Linked DNA regions of Homo sapiens: region 1 is linked to region 2. The links are chromatin loops, found by intact Hi-C in ENCODE. Cell type or tissue: HCT116. All regions are shown on one strand. Links, peaks and the distances in the headings refer to the core of each region. The heading gives the core; the rest is flanking DNA.

The links. Peaks named below come from ENCODE experiments on the same cell type or tissue, not always from the same donor. Only the 100,000 strongest peaks of a DNase experiment are listed, where the experiment ranks them.
Region 1: a loop joins it to region 2, with 4 times the contacts of the local background. A loop is called at or near these places in 5 of 110 quality-filtered maps.

What each region holds. Positions count from the first base shown.
Region 1 is chr16:23,535,283-23,547,588 of GRCh38, forward strand. EARS2 (glutamyl-tRNA synthetase 2, mitochondrial) reads right to left here. Exons shown (of 9, transcript NM_001083614.2): 3 at 9,232-9,421; 4 at 1-78. It also overlaps the pseudogene SUB1P4. Among named protein-coding and RNA genes, the nearest start is that of EARS2, 16 kb to the right of the region's middle. RefSeq lists enhancers at 2,724-3,225, 3,226-3,725, 3,326-3,620. In HCT116, for the core only: no CTCF peak of the experiment used is centred there; a DNase peak (open chromatin) is centred at 3,509; H3K27ac peaks cover 1,312 bases.
Region 2 is chr16:23,465,698-23,473,697 of GRCh38, forward strand. It overlaps GGA2 (golgi associated, gamma adaptin ear containing, ARF binding protein 2), which reads right to left. Exons shown (of 17, transcript NM_015044.4): 15 at 4,299-4,468; 16 at 3,189-3,299; 17 at 1-2,003. The coding sequence ends at 1,893. Among named protein-coding and RNA genes, the nearest start is that of COG7, 17 kb to the left of the region's middle. In HCT116, for the core only: no CTCF peak of the experiment used is centred there; a DNase peak (open chromatin) is centred at 4,324; H3K27ac peaks cover 889 bases.

The sequences.
Region 1 (12,306 bases), core at 1-8,000, 70 kb after region 2:
CGGATCGCAGGCTTGGGGTCCTTGGCCAGCTTCTGGGCCACCTGCTCCTGGCTCATGTTCCTGCACCGATTGTCATACCTGATGGGGAGCAGAGCAGCATGAGTACTGTTGATGGAAAGGTTGATGGACAGGAGTCCTACCTCTGTCATAGCTGTGTGACCTTAAGCAAGTCAGTTACTGCTGCAAGCTGCTTCCTCAGTCTATAACAGGGATGATGGTACAGTTGTGTGGAAAACTGAGATAACATGGTGTAGCAGACACTAATGTCTGCCTATCTACCAGCCATTCCACGCTTCTTCCTTGCTAACAAGAAAATAGCAAAATGCTTAGTCCGAGGGGTTGAATCCTGATTGGTATAGCCAATCTTGCAATCCTATTGCTCCATGCCAGTGACCAGTCCAGGCAGGAATGTAACCCCATCCTAGTCACTGGGATGCAAAGAAAAGCATGCCTGGGGAGTAAGAAAGGTTTAAGGTTCCGGGAAAGGTTTTTCTCTCCAAAGGACAAGAAGAGAAAGCCACAGGAGGAAAATCCCTTCTTAAAATTTCCCACTGCCCCACTTCTGTCCTCTTTGGATGTTGTCCTGTAAGGGGAGCATGCTTGGACCTGCGGCAGCTACTTGCAACTGCAGGAGGGAAGGCAATGAAGTCAGAGAGAAGCCAAAATAGAGCCCTGGTGTCTCTACACTGCTAGTCTCATCCTGGAGTCACCCACCTCCAGCCTTGTGCAGAATCAAAAGACAAATGTCTATGATTGATGCCCTGGCTACTGAAAGTGTGGTCTGTGGGCCCCTAGCATCAGCCTCTTGGGAGTCTGCCAGAAATGCAGACTCTTAGGCTCCACCCCAGACCTACTGAGTCAGAATCTGAACATTAACTAGGTCCCCAGGTGATCCATCTGTGAGTTAAAGTATCGTTTGTCCCTTCTAACAGGGTATTCCACTAACTGCACCCAAAAGCGTTCTGAGACACAGATGGAATGCTTGTAAGGTTAGTCTTTGCCACAGCTAAGTGTTCAATCAATCAATAAATGGTGCACAGGGCTGGACACAGTTGCTCACGTCTGTAATCCCAGTGTTTTGGGAGGTCAAGGTAGAAGGACAGCCTGACCTCAAGGGTTCAAGACCAGCGTGGGTAACATAGCAAAATCCTGTCTCTTATTTAAAAATTTAAAATACCAGCCTGGGCAACATAGTGAGACTCTGTCTCTACAAAACAAAACAAAACAAAATCAGCCAGGTGTGGTGGTGCATTCCTGTAGTCCCAGCTCTGTGGGAGGCCAAGGTGGAAGAATCACTGGAGCCCAGGAGGTTGAGGCTGCAGTAAACTATGATGGCACCACTGCACTCTAGCCTGGGTGACACAGCGAGACCCTGTCTCAAAAAAAAAACTTTTTTTTTCTTTTTTTTTTTTTTTTTTGAGATAGAGTCTCGCTGTGTCACCCAGGCTGGAGTGCAGTGTCGTGACCTTGACTCACTGCAACCTCCACCTCCAGGGTTCAAGCAATTCTCCTGCCTCAGCCTCCTGAGTAGCTAGGATTACAGGTGCCTGCCACCACAACCGGCTAATTTTTATATTTTTAGTAGAAATGGGGTTTCACCACGTTGGTCAGGCTGGTCTCGAACTCCTGATCTCGTGATCTACCCGCCTCGGCCTCCCATAGTGCTGGGATTACAGGTGTGAGCCACCGTGCCCGGCCAAAAAAGAAATTTTTACAAATGAGTCAGTTGCACATGAGTGAACAGGAGGGTGTTCAGCTGCAGAAGCAGGGCAGCATTATGTCTGAATCAAAGGAACTTGTTTCTTCAAGCTCTTCTGGCAGGAATTCTGACAGTGAGTTTGACAAAAAGTTAAAGAAGAAAAAGTAAGTTGCTCCAGAAAAACTTGTAAAGGAACAAAAGACTGGCAAAACTTTGGGAGCTCTGTCATCTTCCAAACAGAGCAGCGGCAGTAAACATAATAACATGTTTATTTTCTTTTTTAAATTTCATATAGAGATGGGGTTTCACCATGTTGCCCAGGCTGGTCTCGAACTCCTAGTCTCAAGTGATCCACCCTCCTCAGCCTCCCAAAGTGCTGTGATTAGATTACAGGCCACTGTACTCAGCTGATAACATGTTTCAGATTGGGAAAATGAGGTACCTTAGTGTTTGGGATGTTAAAGGGGAAGTGCTAATTGATGGTATTAGAGATTATTGGATGGATCTCAAAGGTTAAATAAAACCAGGAAGAAAAGGTATTTCTTTAAATCCACAGCAATGGGGCCAGCTGAAGAAACATTCATTCATTCATTCATTTACTGAGACAGGGGACAAGGTCTCACTCTCGTTGATCAGGCTGGAATGCAGTGGTGCAATCATGGCTCACTGCAGTCTTGACTTCCTGGGCTCATGTGATTCTCTCATCTCAGCCTCCCGAGCAGCTAGGACTACAGGTATGCACGACTATACCCAGCTAATTTTTTGTATTTTTAGTAGAGACAGGGTTTCTTTCTTTTCTTTTCTTTTTCTTTCTTTTTTTTTTTTTTTGAGTCAGGGTCTCACTCTGTCACCCAGGCTGGAGTACAGTAGAGTGATCACAGCTCACTGCAGCCTAGACATTCCCAAGGGTAAAGTGATTCTCCCACCTCAGCCTCCCAAGTAGCTGGGACTACAGGCGTGCACCACCATGCCTGGCTAATTTTTGTATTTTTTTTAGTAGAAATGGGGGCTCACCATGTTGCGAAGGCTGGGCTCTAGCAATCTGCCCACCTTGGCCTCCCAAAGTGCTGGGATTACAGGCATGAGCCACCGCACCTAGCTGGAACAGATATTCTAATCGATACATTGATGATGCAGTAAGAAAACTGTAAAGTCTGAGCCATACAAAACCTACACTATCCTAGTTGGGTTTTTTTGTTTTTTGTTTTGAGATGGAGTCTCGCTCTGTCACCCAGGCTGGAGTGCAGCGGCGTGATCTTGGCTCACTGTAGCCTCTGCCTCCCAGGCTCCCAAGTAGCTGGGATTACAGGTGCACGCCACCATGCCCAGCTAATTTCAGCAGAGATGGGGTTTCACCACGTTGGCCAAGCTGGTCTCGAATTCCTGACCTCAGGTGATCTGCCTACCTCAGCCTCCCAAAGTGCTGGGATTACAGGCGTGAGCCACCGTGCCTGGCTTCTAGTTGTATTAATCTGTCTTTTTACATTGGCTTCTGTTTTCTAAATGTTGTTCTCCAAGCTGTCATATGTTTGGATTACAGAACAACTTGTAAGATGAATACTTGTTTTAAATGTGCATTATTGAATATGTTCTGTCCAAGTGCGGTGGCTCACTCCTGTAATCCCAGCATTTCGGGAGGACAAGGCAGGAGAACTGCTTGAGCCCAGGAGTTCAAAACCAACCTGGGTAACGAGACCTTGTCTCTACTAGAAATTTAAGAAAAAAAAAGAATTAGCCGGGCATGGTGGGTACATGTGTGTAGTTCCACCCACTTGGGAGACTGAAGCAGGATTGCTTGAGCCCAGGAAGTCAAGGCTGTGGTGAGTCATGATTGCATCGCTCCAGCCTGGGTGACACAGCAAGACCCTGTCTGGAAAAAAAAGTCCTAAGGGAAGCTAACTGTCAGCTTTATTAAGAAGGATTGCTTTGTACCTACCACCTAATGTAAAATAAAACCAAGTAATACATTCTCAACAGTTATGGCCCCCCTCCTTTTTTTTTTTTTTTTTTTTTTGAGACAGGGTCTCATTCTGTCTCCCAGGCTGGAGTGCAGTGGCACAATCTCAGCTCACTGCAACCTCCATCTCCCTAGTTCAGCTGATTCTCCTGCCTCAGCCTCCTAAGTAGCTGAGATTATGGGCACACACCACCAAGCCCAGCTAATTTTTGTACTTTAATATAGATAGGGTTTCACCACGTTGCCCAGGCTGCAGTTGTGTCCTTTTTTTGCTCATAAGAGCTAGTACTGTTTAAGGCCCAAAGTAATAGTTTTTACAGATCTTTTAGTTTCAACTAAGCTTTTACAATAGAAAGGACTTGTATTGCATTGAGTTTATAAACTTTTGGTTTGTGAAATCCATACTTGATCTGTTCTTTTCCAACCAAATGTCTAGGCTTGACTTTTCCACCCCAATGACATTTCACTTTATTAAATATTAGCAGATATACTTTGATAACCAACACAGCTTGTATGAAAACTGAGCAAGTGTCCATCATGACCCATAGGGTTCTGGGTAGTTGTTACCTTACTGTTTAGTCCACAAAAAATAACGACTTAGATAAGCTGTCTGATTTGCTTTCGCTTATTAAACACGTTCACCATGAGATGATGTGTGTAACATCAGATACCGTTAAATTAGACTAGGATTTAATACAAATCCTGAAAGCTTAAAATAAATAAATAAATAAATGGCTGCAAGGATTCCACAACAGGGCATGACTATAATTTAACAAAAAAAAAAAATCTGTTGGCCAGGCATGGTGGCTCATGCCTATAATCCCAGCACTTTGGGAAGCTGAGGTGGGAAGATCGCTTGAGTTTCATACCAGCCTGGGCAAAATAGGGGAATTCCATCTCTACAAAAATTTAAAAACTAGCTGTGTGCCAGCCGGGCATGATGGCTCACACCTATAATCCCAGCACTTTGGGAGGCTGAGGTGGGTGGATCTCCTATGCTCAGGAGTTTGAGACCAGCCTAGGCAACACGGAGAAACCCCGTCTCTACCAAAAAATACAAAAAAAATTTGCCGGGCATGGCGGCACACACCTGTGGTTCCAGCTGTTTGGGAGGCTGAGATGAGAGGACTGCTTGAGCCCAGGAGGCAGAAGTTGCCTTGAGCCAATATCACACCACTGCACTCCAATCTGGGTGACAGAGTGAGACCCCATCTCAAAACAAAACAAAACATAACACTCTGTGTGTGGTGGTACATGGCTGTGGTCACAGCTACTTGAGAGGCTGAGGATGTAGGATTGCTTGAACCCAGGAGATTCAAGGCTGCAATGAGCTGTGATCATGCTACTGCACTCCAGCCTGGGTCACAGAATGAGATGAGAAAAAAAATATTCTGTCAAGAGACAAATACATTGTTTATAATAAAAAGGCAATGTCACCGTAAACGTCATGACCTTGGCCAAACAGCTGAGCCCTTGACCAAATAGTTCACTGGAACTGCAATGTAAATGTTACAATGCTATTGCAGATGGGAGTGTAAACAAGTAAAGGGCCAGCCACTTGGCAGTATCCATCAAAGCTACAACTCGACTCTGCAATTCCACCTCTAGGAAGGTATTCAGCAAACATACTGCACAAGTGCAAAATGACATATGTCAACATTAGTCATCACAGCTCTCTTCTTTTATAACCAAATATTAGAAATAACATAAAGGTTTGGGCTGAGCGCAGTGGCTCATGCCAGTAGTCCTAGCACTTTGGGAGGCCGAGGCAGGTGGATTGCCTGAGCTCGTCCTAGCACTTTGGGAGGCCGAGGCAGGTGGATTGCCTGAGCTCAAGAGTTCAAGACCAGCCTGGGTAACACGGTGAAACCCCGTCTCTACTAAAATATAAAAGAAAATTAAATTAGCCAAGTGTGGTGGCATGCACCTCTAGTCCCAGCTCCTCAGGAGGCTGAGACAGGAGAATTGCTTGTATCCAGGAAGTGGAGGTTGCAGTGAGCCAAGATCACACCACTGCACACCAGCCTGGGCAACAGAGCAAGACTCCGTCTCCAAAAAATAAATAAATAAATAAATAACATAAAGGTTTATTAAGGCCGAGTGTCGTAGCTCATGCCTGTAATCCCAGCACTTTGGGAGGCCACTTGAGGATCACTTGGGCAGATCACTTGAGGTCAGGAGTTTGAGACCAGCCTGACCAACATGGTGAAACCCCATCTCTACCAAAAAAATACAAAAATTAGCAGGGTGTGGTGGCGGGCACCTGTAATCCCAGCTACTCGGGAGGCTGAGGCCAGAGAATCACTTGAACCTGGGAGATGGAGATTGCAGTGAGCCAAGATCTTGCCACTGCACTCCAGCCTGGGGAATAGAGCAAGACTCCATTTCTAAAATAACACAACATAACATAAAACAAAACAAAACAAAACAAAAATAAATGTTTGTTAAGACGAAACTGATTAAGTAAATGAAGTTATATCCACAAATGGAATATTATGCATTATTATGGACTGATATCTGATCCTCAAGATGGTAAGCGGACATGGTAAATTGCACCACATAGCATGTACATAGTACATTGCATGCTACCATGTGAATAAGGAAAAAGAGAAAATAATATGTACTTATAGGTATATGTACTGAATGTCTCTGGAGGAGACATAAGAAAATTTTAACACTGGTTATCTCTGGAGAGCAGAATTGAGTGGCCAGAGTCAAGATTGGAAGAGAGTTCTTTCAATATATATCTTTGTGGATCTTCTTTTTTTTTTTTTTGAGACAGTCTCCCTCTGTCACCCAGGCTGGAGTACAATGGCACAATCTCAGCTCACTGCAACCTCCACCTTCTGGGTTCATGCGATTCTAGTGCCTCAACCTCCCAGGTAGCTAGGATTACAGGCGTGCACCACCAAGCTCAGCTAATTTTTTTTTTTTTTTGGAGATGGAGTCTTGCTCTGTTGCCCAGGCTGGAGTACAATGGCATGATCTCAGCTCACTGCAACCTTCGCCTCCCAGGTTCAAATTATTCTCCCGCCTCAGCCTCCCAAGTAGCTGGGATTATAGGCACCCGCCATCATGCCCAGCTAATTTTTGTATTTTTGTAGAGATGGGGTTTCACCATATTGGCCAGGCTGGTCTTGAACTCCTGACCTCAGGTGATCTGCCCACCTCGGCTTCCCAACGTACGGGGATTACAGGCATGAGCCACCACTCCAGGCCTAATTTTTGTATTTTTAGTAAAGATGGGGTTTCACCATGTTGGCCAGGCTGGTCTCGAACTTCTGACCTCAAGTGATCTGCCCACCTCCGCCCTCCCAAAGTGCTGGAATTACAGACGTGAGCCACCATACTTGGCCCTTTGTGGACCTTTCATTTTTCTTTTTTTTTTTTTTTTTTTTTGAGACAGTGTCGCTCTATCGCCCAGGCTGGAGTGCAGTGGTGCAGTCTTGGCTCACTGCAACCTCCACTTCCTGGGTTCAAATGATTCTCCTGCCTCAGCCTCCCGAGCAGCTGGGACTACATGCGCACCACCACGCCCAGCTAATTTTTGTATTTTTAGCAGAGACGGGGTTTCACCACATTGGCCAGGCTGGTCCTGAACTCTTGACCTCGTGATCCACCCACCTCAGCCTCCCAAAGTGCTGGGATTACAGGCGTGAGCCACCACGTCCGGCCTGTGGACCTTGCTCATTAAAAATAACAAATAATTAAAATTACTTTACACATTACTTTCTGAGACCAAATCTTGGCTTCTAACATAGCCCCAGTCATTCTCGCCTTCTGGTGTTTCTGTCCTTGTGTAGTCCCCTCCCCTTGAGTGTGGGCTGGGCCTAGTGACTTTTGTCTAATGAACAAAAATAATGCCAAATATGCCTAATCTGAAATGCTCCAATGGTCCAGGTGCAGTGGTTCACGCCTGTAATCCCAGCACTTTGGGAGGCTGAGGTGGGAAGATTGTTCGAGTTCAGGAGTTTGAGAACAGCCTGGGCAACATGGCGAAACCCTCTCTCTATTAAAAACACAAAAATTAGCCAGGTGTGGTGGCATGTGCCTGTAGTCCCAGCTACACAGGAGGCTGAGGCACGAGAATCCCTTGAACCCGGGAGGTGGAGACTGCAGTAAGCTGAGATTGCACCACTGCACTCTAGCCTGGGTAGCAGAGCAAGACTCTGTCTCACCAAAAAAAAAAAAAAAAAAAAGTCAGGTGCAGTGGCTCACATCTATAATCCCAGCACTTTAGGAGGCCAAGGTGGGAGGATTGCTTGAGGCCAGGAGTTCAAGACCAGCCTGGGCAACATAGTGAGATCCCCATCTTTATGAAAAGTTTAAAAAAAAAAATTAGCCAGGAGTACAGTCCTAGTTACTTGGGAGGCTGAGATGGGGGCACTGCGTGAGTCCAGGAGTTGGAGGCTGCAGTGAGCCAACATCACACCATTGCACTCCAGCCTGGGTGACAAAGTAAGACCCTGACTCTATGAAAAAAAACAACAACAACAACAACAAAAAAAAAACCAAAAAACCTGATCTGGCTGGGCACGGTGGTTTACGCCTATAATCCTAACACTTTGGGAATCTGAGAAAGGTGGATCACCTGAGGTTGGCCTGGCCAACACAGTGACACCCGTCTCTACTAAAAATACAAAAATTAAATGGGTGTGGTGGCGGGCACCTGTAGTCCCAGCTACCCAGGAGGCTGAGGCAGGATAACTGCTTGAACCCAGGAGGCAGAGGTTGCAGTGAGCCAAGATTGCACCACTGCGCTCCAGCCTGGGCGACAGAGTGAGACTGTCTCAAAAAAAAAAAAAAAAAGCCACAACTGATCTGACATTTGAAACCTTTTGAGTGCTGACATGATGCCATAAGTGGAAAATACAACACCCAAACACATGTGACAGGCTACAGTCAAAATAGTCAAAACTTTGTTTCGTGCACAAAATTATTTAAAATATTGCATAAAATCACCTCCAGCCTATGTGTATAAGGCGTACATGAAACATAAATGAATCTCATGTTTAGACTTGGGTCCCACCCCCAAGATATCTCATTATATATATGCAGATATTTCAATATGCAAAAAATCTGAAATCCAAAACACTTCTGGTCCCAAGCGTTCCAGAGAAGGAATACATAGCCTATAAAACAAAAGTGGTGAGAAGTTGCTTCCACAACTAGGTAGACTCCAGCTCGTACGTGCTCACTCTCTCCTTGGCTGGCTTTGAGAAATGCTGGCTGCCACGCTGTAAGCTGCTCTATGGAGAGGCTCGCATGGCAAAGAACTGATGTCTCCAGGCAACAGCTAGCAAGGACCTGAGGTTGGCCAATAGCCTTCTGAGAGGAGATGGAAGTAGATCTTCCCCAAGCTAAGCTTTAAGAGAACTCCAGGACTGGCTAGGACCTGTAGTTGCTTGTGGCTTTGAGAGAATCCCTGAGCCAAAGAAACAGGTGAGGCCACGCTCAGATGCCTGACCCACAGAAACTGAGAGGTAATACATGTTTAGGGGAATTTCTTACGCAGCACAAGGTAACAAACACACCCAATGTTGATGAGGCATCTGCAACAAGCTGAGGTTCTTACCGGGGCGTCTGGTGGTTCCGCAAGGCCTCCTTCTTCAGGAGCTCCAGCCGCTGGGGTGAGCAGAAACAGGGGTAAGCAGCTCCGGTCTTCAGCAGCGCTTCTGTGGCCTGGGCATACAGCTCCAACCGCTGAGATTGCTGGTAGGGCCCAGCAGGACCGCCCCGGCGGGGGCTCTCATCAGGCGGGATGCCTGGAACACAGGGAATAATGACAGCTAAGGTGCACACAGCGCTCGTTCTCAGGCATTGCTCTAAGCACTTTATGCACATATTAAAGCTTTAATCCTCATAACAATCCATGAGGTTGGCATTAGTACAATGTCCTCCCCGCCGCCTTTTTTTTTGAGGCAGAGTCTTGCTCTGATGTCGCCAAGGCTGGAGTGCAGTGGTGCAATCTTAGCTCACTGCAACCTCCACCTCCCAAGTTCAAGCGGTTCTCCTGCCTCAGCCTCCCGAATAGCTGGGATTACAAGCATGTGCCACCTCACCCAGCTAATTTTTGTATTTTTAGTAGAGACAGCGTTTCACCATGTTGGCCAGGCTGGTCTTGAACTCCCGACCTCAGGTGATCCACCTGCCTCGGCCTCTCAAAGTGCTGGGATTACAGGCGTGAGCCACTGCACCCGGCCCAATGTCCCTTTTAGAGATGAAAAGTTAAAACACAGAGAGGTGAAGCACTCAAAGTCGCATGGGCTCATGGACTAAGGAGCAAACGGAGGTGTACGGGCTCCAAAGTCCACATCCCTAATTGTATGTCCTCTCAATCCCTGATGGGATTCCCTGGAGAGGGAGAAACAAGCCCAGGCCTGGGAACAGCTGACTTAGGAGAAAAAAGCATGGTTCAGAGAACAGCCCATCAGGCCCTGGTGGGACTCATGGCTCTGCCACTTAGTAGCTGTGACAAGGGATCCTGAGGTGCTACCAACGTGTGAGCACCAGGGTGCTGAGTGCCATAAAAGACACTTTTCCCTGAAGCCTCAAACCCACCCTACCAGGTAGGTGCGGTTATTCCCCCACTCTGTGAGGACACTGAGGCACAGAGATGCTTTGTCACCTGGCCGAGTAGAAGGGGCACGATCAGCTTCAAACCCAGACTAATGGGCACCGGAGCCGATATTCTTAACCACTCATTACACTGCTGTTTGTGTTACTTAGCCTTTCTTTTTCTAAGAGATGGGGTCTCACTCTATCACCCAGCTGGAGTGCAGTGGTGTGATCATAGCACACTGCAGCCTCGAACTTCCGGGCTCAAGCCACCCTCCTGCCTCAACCTCCCGAGTAGCTAGAACTACAGGTGCACATCACCACATCTGGCTATTTTTTTAGTAGAGAGCGAGTCTTGCTGTGTCACTCAGGCTAGGGTGCAGTAGTGCAATCATAGCTCACTACAGTCTCCAATTTCTAGGCTCAAGTGATCCTCCCACCTCAGCCTCTCGAGTAGCTGGGATTATAGGAATGTGCCACCATGCCCAGCTAGACTTAATCTTTCTAAGCCTCAGTTTCCTCTTTTGAAAAGTGGAGCTAGCAGCCTCCTGTGCAGAGGGAATTGTGAGAACAAATGTGTCAGTGCTTATAAGCACTTAGCCCAGTGGTGTATATTTAGGACAGTTTCAATATATGCTATAGAATAGATTAAATATGATCTACTGTAAGCCAAACCCCAAACCCAAAGTCCAATTCCCTCCGATTACATAGGATAAATTTCATTATGAATGCTTTCAGGAGAGGGCACAGGGACACAAGAACTGGAAGATGGTGTTTCTGCCCTCAAAGAGCTTTCAAAGGAATTGGGAAGATAAGGACATTGTTCACCTTGCTACCCTCAATGCTAACACAAACTGAGCTGAGTGGGCCTGGGTTCAAACGTACCAGCCAGCTCAGAGATCTTGGGCAAGTCATCTTTCTGGGCTCTGGGTTCTCATCTGTCAAAGAAGGAAACAAGTAGTAACTTTCTCATGAGGATCATCATGAGACTAGAGTAAGATGATCTAAGTAAAGTACTCATCAAGTGGCCTGTGACCGGTGCTCTCTATGCTTTGGTATTTATGTATTTATTTATTTGAGACAGGGTCTCACTCTGTTGCCCAGGTTGGAGTGCAGTGGCACGTTCTCGGCTAATTGAAGCCTCAACCTCTCAGGCTCAAGTGATCCTCCCACCTCAGCCTCCCAAGTAGCTGAGACTACAGGTACATGCCACCAGGCCTGGCTAACTTTTTTTAAGTTTTCTATAGAGACAAGGTCTGCCTATGTTGCCCAGGCTGGTCTCAAACTCCTGGGCTCAAGTGATCCTCTTGCCTCGGCTTCCCAGTGTTGGGATTATAGGCGTGAGCCATGGCACCCAGCCATCTGTGATTATCAGTGTTACTTGGCTCCCTCTCATGGGACCTCCATTTCTTCATTTGTCAGAAAGGAGGGCTAAATCGGGTAAATTTGGGGGGATCCCTTCCTGATCTAATGCTAAACAAGTCTCTTTAATGTGGTATCTTGGAATGCCCCAGGGTTTAAGAGGGACTCCCCTAGGAGAACTGAAAACATGTTAACTTAAACTCTGGCATGTAAATGTTCATAGAGTTTTATTGGACAGCCAAAAACCAGAGTAACTAAAATGCTCATTCACTAGTGATGAATAAACAAAATGTGGTATAACCATATGATGAATATTATTTGGCTATAAAAAGGAATGAAGCATGATAGCCCACAGATGCGCTTATGGTAAGTGAAGGAAGCCAGTCACAGAAGGCCATATATTATATGATCTCATTCATATGAAACGTCCAGAAGAGGCAAATCCATGGAGGCAGAAAGAGATCAGTAGTTGCCAGGTGGTAGGAGAGGGTAGAATGGAAAACAACTGCTAATAAGGAAGAGTTTCTTTTAGGGGTGATGGAAATGTTCTGGAATTAGTGGTGACGGTTGCGCAACACAGTAAATATATTGAAAACCACTGAATTGTACACTTTGATATGGTAAATTTCATATCATGTGAATTATATGTCATTTTTTTTTCCCCGAAGACAGAGTCTAGCTCTGTCACCCAGGCTGGAGTGCAGTGGCACGATCTCGGCTCACTGCAACC
Region 2 (8,000 bases), core at 1-8,000:
TGGGAGGCCAAGGCAGGCGGATCACCTGAGGTCAGGAGTTCGAGACCAGCCTGGCCAACATGGTGAAATCCTGTCTCTACTAAAAATACAAAAATTAGCTGGGCGTGCTGGCTCACGCCTGTAGTCCCAGCTACTCGAGAGGCTGAGGCACGAGAATCGCTTGAACCTGGTAGGCAGAGATTGCAGTGAGCTGAGATTATACCACCGCACTCCAGCCTGAGTGACAGAGTGAGATATGGCCTCAAAAAACAAAAAAAAGCCACACAGAATACAAGCAAGAAAGTACTTTTAGATTAAAATTCGTCTTATGTGAATTATGGCAAATGAAATCACCCCACTGTTTACCTGTTTTATGAGTTTTTACATTTGCTTAAAATTAGCATACTTGATCTTTTACAGTTCCCATCTCCACCAATTAGTATTGGCAGATTTCCACTATATGTAGAAGTCAAAAGATCAGACTGTAAAAATATCAGATATTGTAATTAAGAGCTCCAAACAAGTCTTGCAGTTTCAAAGGTAGAAACCCACCCAGCCAGTTCAGCTGCTTGGACTTCAAAGCCCTCCGCCTAGCCATCTCAGCCAGGCTCAGGTTCCTTCTCCCACCCATCAGGCCAAGCAGGACTTGTCAAACATACACATTCAAGTTCCTAGCACACAGTAGGTGCTAAGTGGGAATTGATTATAAACTTGAATTCTTCCATCAACAAATATCCACCTCTCCTGTCCAGCTTGCCTCAGATCTTCAGGTTCTCTCTTCTCTGAGGCAGCTAAGCTTCTACATCCTTCATGAAGTTTCCTTTACTTCTCGACAGAAGACAGTTCCCTTTAGGCCTATCATCTCTAAATGCAACTGGCTTTCCATTTTCCACTTACTCAACACTCCACAAAGTACACTTGCTACATGGTATTTATTCAATGACTGTATATTTAGTCACCACCTCAATCACTGCTAAGCTCTCTTCATGTCTATCTGTACCACAGTTTCCCATCTTAGACTGTGACGTCAGCTGGCAAGGGCTGGCTGTTGGCCGATTCATCATGACTGACATGGTGTGTCACAAAGAGCTCCAAGTAAATGCTGTGAAGGAAGAGGATGAGGATGGAGATGAGGATCCTGAGAAGGGCCCAGACTGGCTGCCCAACCCATGGACCTGAGGCCTGAGTAAGGCCTGGGAGCTGCTTTCCCCTCTGCCCAGGAACTCTGTCCAGGGGCGATTCTAAGGCACAGTGGTGAAGGACATGATTGGTCCCCCAAGTGTGGTCCTCAGGTCTCATGGCAGCCACTCGCCTGGGAACAGTGCAACAAGCATTCCATTTAGAAGATCTTCCAGAACACACACAAGAAGCATTGTCTAATGAAAATGGAGACAAGGTCTTTCTTGGAAGAGAGTGCCCAAGTAGATACTCTCTGCCCCAAGACTAACCAGGTCCCTTTTAAGGTCCCTGAGAACAGCAGCCTGGGAGCAACCAAGCCTTTCAAAGGCTGACAAGGCACAGAGTGGATGAATGGAACGAACGATACATGAAAAAAACACTTTGGCTGATAAAACCTCCAACCTGAGGCAGGGACAGTGTCGCTCGCTGACATGCAGAAACATGACTGTAGCAGAGATGATGATGATGAGAAATGCTTCGCATTTCCCACACTGCCGATATCCCAAGCCCTGTGCTACCACCCTCTCCCCGAACACACACACACACACACACACACACACACACACACACACACACACAGAGCATCTGCAGAATAAGTCAGAGGTTGACACCCAGAGCCTGACGTCAGGATAGGACTCTTGGCACTCCGCACTGAAACACCGTGATTAGTCCTGACTAGACAGCAAAAGTAACGCCAGCCTAAGCTTGAAATGAAGGGTCCATCTTGTGAAAAGTTAGGCTGCGCCCAAGACAGCCAGGTCTGGGAAGTCTTTCACTTCTCCTACTTCGCTGAAAGGCTGTCCACCTTGGTTGAATGTCAGCTTGTACCGTAAGCGGATAGGTTCCTGGGACAGAAGAGACAGAAGATGTCAAATCAGTGGAGAGCAACCCAGGAACAGGGGTCAATGTTAAGTCAAGTGAGTGTTTCAAACAATTCTGACACAAAATACCTGGGATACTCTCTTTGGGACTACAAACAAGGGGAAACAGGCACATATCCTGGGAACCCTTCGATAATTCTGCAGTCCTGAAATCCTGAGATGGGCTGCAATTCAGAGACCAGCTAAGGAAGACAGACCTTGTCCTTTCAGAGGACTCCAGAGGATTAGGGAGAGTTCATGTGTCCCTCCCTTGGTCCCCAGCTATGACAATCCATCTGATCTTCCTTCAGTGAGCCCCAAAGACAGACTCCAGCGAGGGATATTCCACATATACCCCTAACACCCAACCAAACCAGAGACTGACTTTCTTTTCTTTTTCTCTTCTCCTTCCTTCCTTTCCTCCTTCCCTCCCTCTCTCTCTCTTTCATCTATCTGTCTGTCTGTCTATCTATCTATCTATTTGATAGAGTCTCGCTCTGTCACCAGGCTGGAGTGCAGTGGTGCGATCTTGGCTCACTGCAACCTCCGCCTCTTGGGTTCAAGCAATTCTCCTGCCTCACTCTCCCGAGTAGCTGAGACTACAGGCGCACGCCACCATGCCCAGCTAATTTTTGTATTTTTAGTAGAGATGGGGTTTCACCATGTTGGCCAGGATGGTCTCGATCGCTTGATCTCGTGATCCATCTGCCTCAGCCTCCCAAAGTGCTGGGATTACAGGCGTGAGCCACTGCACCTGGCCGACTTTATTTTTTTTTGAGATGGAGTCTTGCTCTGTTGCCCAGGCTGGAGTGCAGTAGTGCGATCTCGGCTCACTGCAACCTCCACCTCCTGGGTTCAAGCAATTCTCCTGCCTCAGCCTCCTGAGCAGCTAGGACTAAAGGTGCGTGCCCCCACAACCAGCTAATTTTTGTATTTTTAGTAGAGATGGGGTTTCACCATGTTGGCCAGGCTGGTCTCAAACTCCTGACCTCAGGTGGTCCACCTGCCTCAGCCTCCCAAAGTGCTGGGATTACAGGGGTGAACCACTGTGCCCAGCAAACCAGAGACTTTAGAGCAAGGCCTCAATGTGCCTCTCTCTACCCACAAAGTTACCTCCCCTTACAGTTCAGGGGCCCCCATCTCCCTGCTACCACAGACACTGGAACATACTTTGTGTGGATTGTCAAGCAGCAGCATCTGAGATATCACAGCTGGAGGCATCAAAGGACTGAATGCAGGAAGCTTGGAGCTGGATGCCGGCTGCAGCTTCACTCTCATTGACTATCAGGGGAAGAAAACCAACATGTAACTCATTCCTAACCACAGCTTCTAGGATGGAGATCAGGTGAGGGGGAGCTGGACCTCCCCAACACCCCTCCAAGAGGAAATGGCCCTCTTAAACGTGGTACCCCGAGGCACCTATGGGAGCCCAAGCAGACAGACTCCCACTAATTGATAAAAGGATCTAAGAGGCCTTTCCTTCCACACACAGAATGGATCGGGAGTTGTGTGGTCAATAACCGGCATCTGAGACGCAGCATCAACAGCCAGGGCACATCTTGGGTTGAATTCTAACTGCTTCTCACTAGCTCTGTGACCTTGAGTAAAATATTTAATTTCTGAGCCTTGGGTTAACTTATAAAACAGAGGTAGTAGCAGAACATTGCCCATAGGACTACCGTAAGAAGTAGAGACTGCAGGTCATATTTTTGTCTGTCTCGAATCTTTTCCTTTCAGGACAGGCCCCTTCCCCTGTGACTGTGGGGTGCCTGTTAATCAGTAGGGCCCCACTTCCCTTGAAAAGGGATGGATGTTATCTCACATTGGCCAAGTGTCTCATATCCCAGGATACAAGTTCCTGGTCCAAGGTATGGAAGTAACACCAACAAGCCCAATCAGAGCCCTTTCCTGGGTAATCAATATATGTGCTTCATGCCCGGTGAGAGTTTCTGAGATAAAGAGGGTTAAGGACCATGCAACCCTGGAGCTGTGGGTAGCCACTTTCCTGTTTGTGGAGAAACTGTCAGAATGGTGCCAAAGAAAAGCAGAGTCAAGAGATACAGATTCTTAAGGCATTGTTTAAGAACCTATTTGGATTCACTCATATCTGAAGTCAGATATTCAGGAATCCCCAGTCAGGTAAGCCATTACATTCCCACTTTATCTTCAGTTAGTTTGAGTGAAGATTCTTTCCTTGACACTCGACAGGTAAGTCCCAGAAAAGAACCTGGCACTCAAAAACGACAGCCATTACTGAGAAATCCCCAACAGATGACTCACCTTTGGCACAGCCACTTGAAACATGATATCCCAGACAGGCTGGGGAGCCGTGCTCATCATGGTCAAGAGCAGCACCTGTACCTCTGGGTGCCCAGGGGCTCCCGTCTGGGAGAAGTGGAGCAGAATTCTGAATCCATTCCGGTCATACACAATGAGAGGCGGCAGGCTGCCTGGTATAAAGGGCACAAGCAGAAGGTTTAACACCACTACAAACCCCCCGGACAGCCAGGCTGGAAAGAGATGTACATGTTATCCCCAGATGCTGTTGCTTCTCCATGCAGAACATGTCCAGGACTGAATTCCTCTGCACTACCATAATCCAAGTCCTCATGACTCTAGCTGGACTCCTATGACCCTCCAAACTGACCTTTCCCCACCATCCAACCATCATACACACACCACCAGTTATTAAAAATCACATTTTTGAGGAAGATACGATCATTATTAAAATAATGCATGAACACTATAGAAAATAGAGAATTATCAGCCAGGCGTGGGGGCTCACGCCTGTAATCCCAGCACTTTAGGAGGCCAAGGCGGGTGGATCACTTGAGGTTAAGAGTTCAAGACCAGCCTGGACAACATGGCAAAACCCCATCTCTACTAAAAATACAAAAATTAGCTGGGCATGGTGGTACACACCTGTAATCCCAGCCATTTGAGAGGCTGAGGCACGAAAATCACTTGAACTCGGGAGGCGGAGGTTGCAATGAACTGCACTCCAGCCTAAGTGACAGAGCGAGACTCTGTCTCAAACAAACAAACAAACAAAAAACAAAAAGCCACACACACACAAAAACAGGATTATCATTAAAAAATGAAATAAATGCTTTTTTTTTTTTTTTTTTTTTTGGACAGACTTTCGCTTTTGTTGCCCAGGCTGGAATGCAATGGCATGATCTTGGCTCACCGCAACCTCTGCCTCCCGGATTCAAACGATTCTCCCACCTCAGCCTCCCTAGTAGCTGGGATTACAGGCATGCACCACCACGCCTGGCTAATTTTTGTGTTTTTAGTAGAGATGGGATTTCTCCATGTTGGTCAGGCTGGGGGAGGTCAGGCCTCAAACTCCCGACCTCAGGTGATCCGCCCACCTTGACCTCCCAAAGTGCTGGGATTACAGGCGTGAGCCACTGCACCCGGCCAATGCATTCTTAATTCTACCCAGAAATAAGCACTTACTTCCTTCTGGTCTCTTTTATATGAGTACAAACACACACATATGCTCACACACACACAATATACCACCTTATATTTAATTGTACAAAACTGTAGATACCAAATCACCTCAAATTAATAAGTTTAATAACATTCCAATGGAAATTCTAAAGAGACTTTTAATTTAGCTAAGGAGTGACTCTAATGTTTATTTGAGGGGGGAAAACTATGTAAGACTGACCAATAAATTTAAAAAGGGGGGCAGGGCTATAGCAAATACTCAGATAAAATTACAATTCAAGTAAAGTGACATAAACAAAACGTGTGGAACAGATCTAAATGAGACTGTAACATAACATATCCTTCAAAAATCAGGGCTGGCTCAATGAATGGCACTCAGACTGGTTAATCAGCTAAAAAAAAAACCTTAATATCAAAATATACATTACTAAAATATAGCTTAGAGCTGGGTATGGTGTCTCATGCCTGTAATCCCAGCTACTCAGGAGGCTGAAATGGGAAAACTGCTTGAGGTCAGGAGTTCAAAACCAGCCTGGGCAATACAGTGAGATCTGCCTCCCACCCTCAAAAAGACAATAAAAATTTGCTGGGTGTGGTGGTGCATGCCTGTCATTCTAGCTACCTGGGGGTCTGAGGCAGGAGGATTGCTTGAGCCCAAGAAGAATATGAGGCTGCAGTGAGCTATGACTGTGCCACCGCACTCCTGCCTAGGCGATGGAGCGAGGCCCCATCTCTAAAAAAATTTAAAAAAAAATTAAAACATAGTTTAACAATGAAACTACCAAAGATTTAAGAGACTGAAAATACCAGTGGGGTATGGTGGCAAGAGTATGGGGAAAAAAAGCAACCTTTTCAGACGGGAAATTGGTAATGCAGATCAAAATTTTAAATGTCTACATGTGGCATTTCACTGGTATTATGATCTCCTCATAATCAGGAAGGTATAAAGAAAGGCATCCAAAGATGTTCTTTGTAGCCCTGGCATCCAAAGATGTTCTTTGTAGCCCTGGTTTTTTTTTTTTTTTTTTTTTTTTTTTTAGACACAGTCTCACTGTGTCACCCAGGCTGGAGTGCAGTGGCGCAATCTCAGCTCACTGCAACCTCCGCCTCCCAGGTTCAAGCGATTCTCTTGCCTCAGCCTCCCAAGTAGCTGGGACTACAGGCGCCCACCACCACGCCTGGCTAATTTTTTTTGTAGTTTTTAGTAGAGACAGGGTTTCACCATGTTGGCCAGGTTGGTCTCAAACTCCTGACCTCAGGTGCTCCACCCACCTTGGCCTCCCAACGTGCTGGGATTACAGGCATGAGCCACCACACCCAGCCTGTAGCCCTGTTTTTAACAGCAAACAGGTAGAAAGAAATTGACCTTCAGAGAAGGACTTAATAAGCTGGACATAGTGGCGCATGCCTGTAGTCCCAGCTACTTGGGAGGCCAAGGTGGGAGGATGGCTTGAGCCTGGAGGATGGAGGTTGTAGTAAGCTGAGATGGCGCCACTGCACTCCAGCCTGGGTGATAGGGCCAGACCTTGTCTCAAAAATAAAATAAAATAAAATAATTTAAAAAAAAAGACTGAATAGGGCCGGGCGCAGTGGCTCACGCCTGTAATCCCAGCACTTTGGGAGGCCGAGGTGGGCAGATCACGAGGTCAAGAGATCGAGACCATCCTGGCTAACACGGTGAAACCCTGTCTCTACTAAAAATACAAAAAAGTAGCTGGGCGTGGTTGTGGGCACCTGTGTCCCAGCTACTCGGGAGGCTGAGGCAAGAGAATGGTGTGAATCCAGGAGGTGAAGCTTGCAGTGAGCCGAGATCATGCTGCTACACTCCAGCCTGGGTGACAGCGAGACTCTGTCTCCAAAAAAAAAAAAAAAAAGACTGAATAAACAGATTACAGTACCTCTACTTAATAGTGCATATATATATAAGTTCATTAAAAATCAAGTTTTTAAAGAACAACTAAGGGCATAAAAATGGTATAGGCTTATAAAGTAACAGTAAATAGAGTATAAAACATTCTATACACACTGTGGTATCAAATTATTAAGAACTGTATGTACATATATATGTATATGATAAGACAAGAAAATCTATCAAGACATGAAGAGAATTTCCATCTCTGGCTGTTAATGGTATAGATGATTTTACTTTTCTAGTCTTTTTTTTTTTTTTTTTTTTTTTTTTAGACAGAGTCTTCTCTGTTGCTCAGACTGAAGCGCAGTGGCACGATCTCAGCTCACTGCAACTTCTGCCATCTGGGTTCAGGTGATTCTCCAGGCTCAGGCTCCTGAGTAGCTGGGATTACAGGTGTACATTACCACACCCAGCTAATTTTTATATTTTTAGGGTTTCACCATGTTGGCCAGGCTGGTCTCGAACTCCTGACCTCAAGTGATCTGCCCACCTTGGCCTCCCAAAGTGCTGGGATTACAGGCATGAGCCACTGCGTCTGGCCTATTCTATCTTTAATAAAACTCTACATTTTGAACATGTATTTTTGTTTTTAACTTTTTTATTTTTTAAAG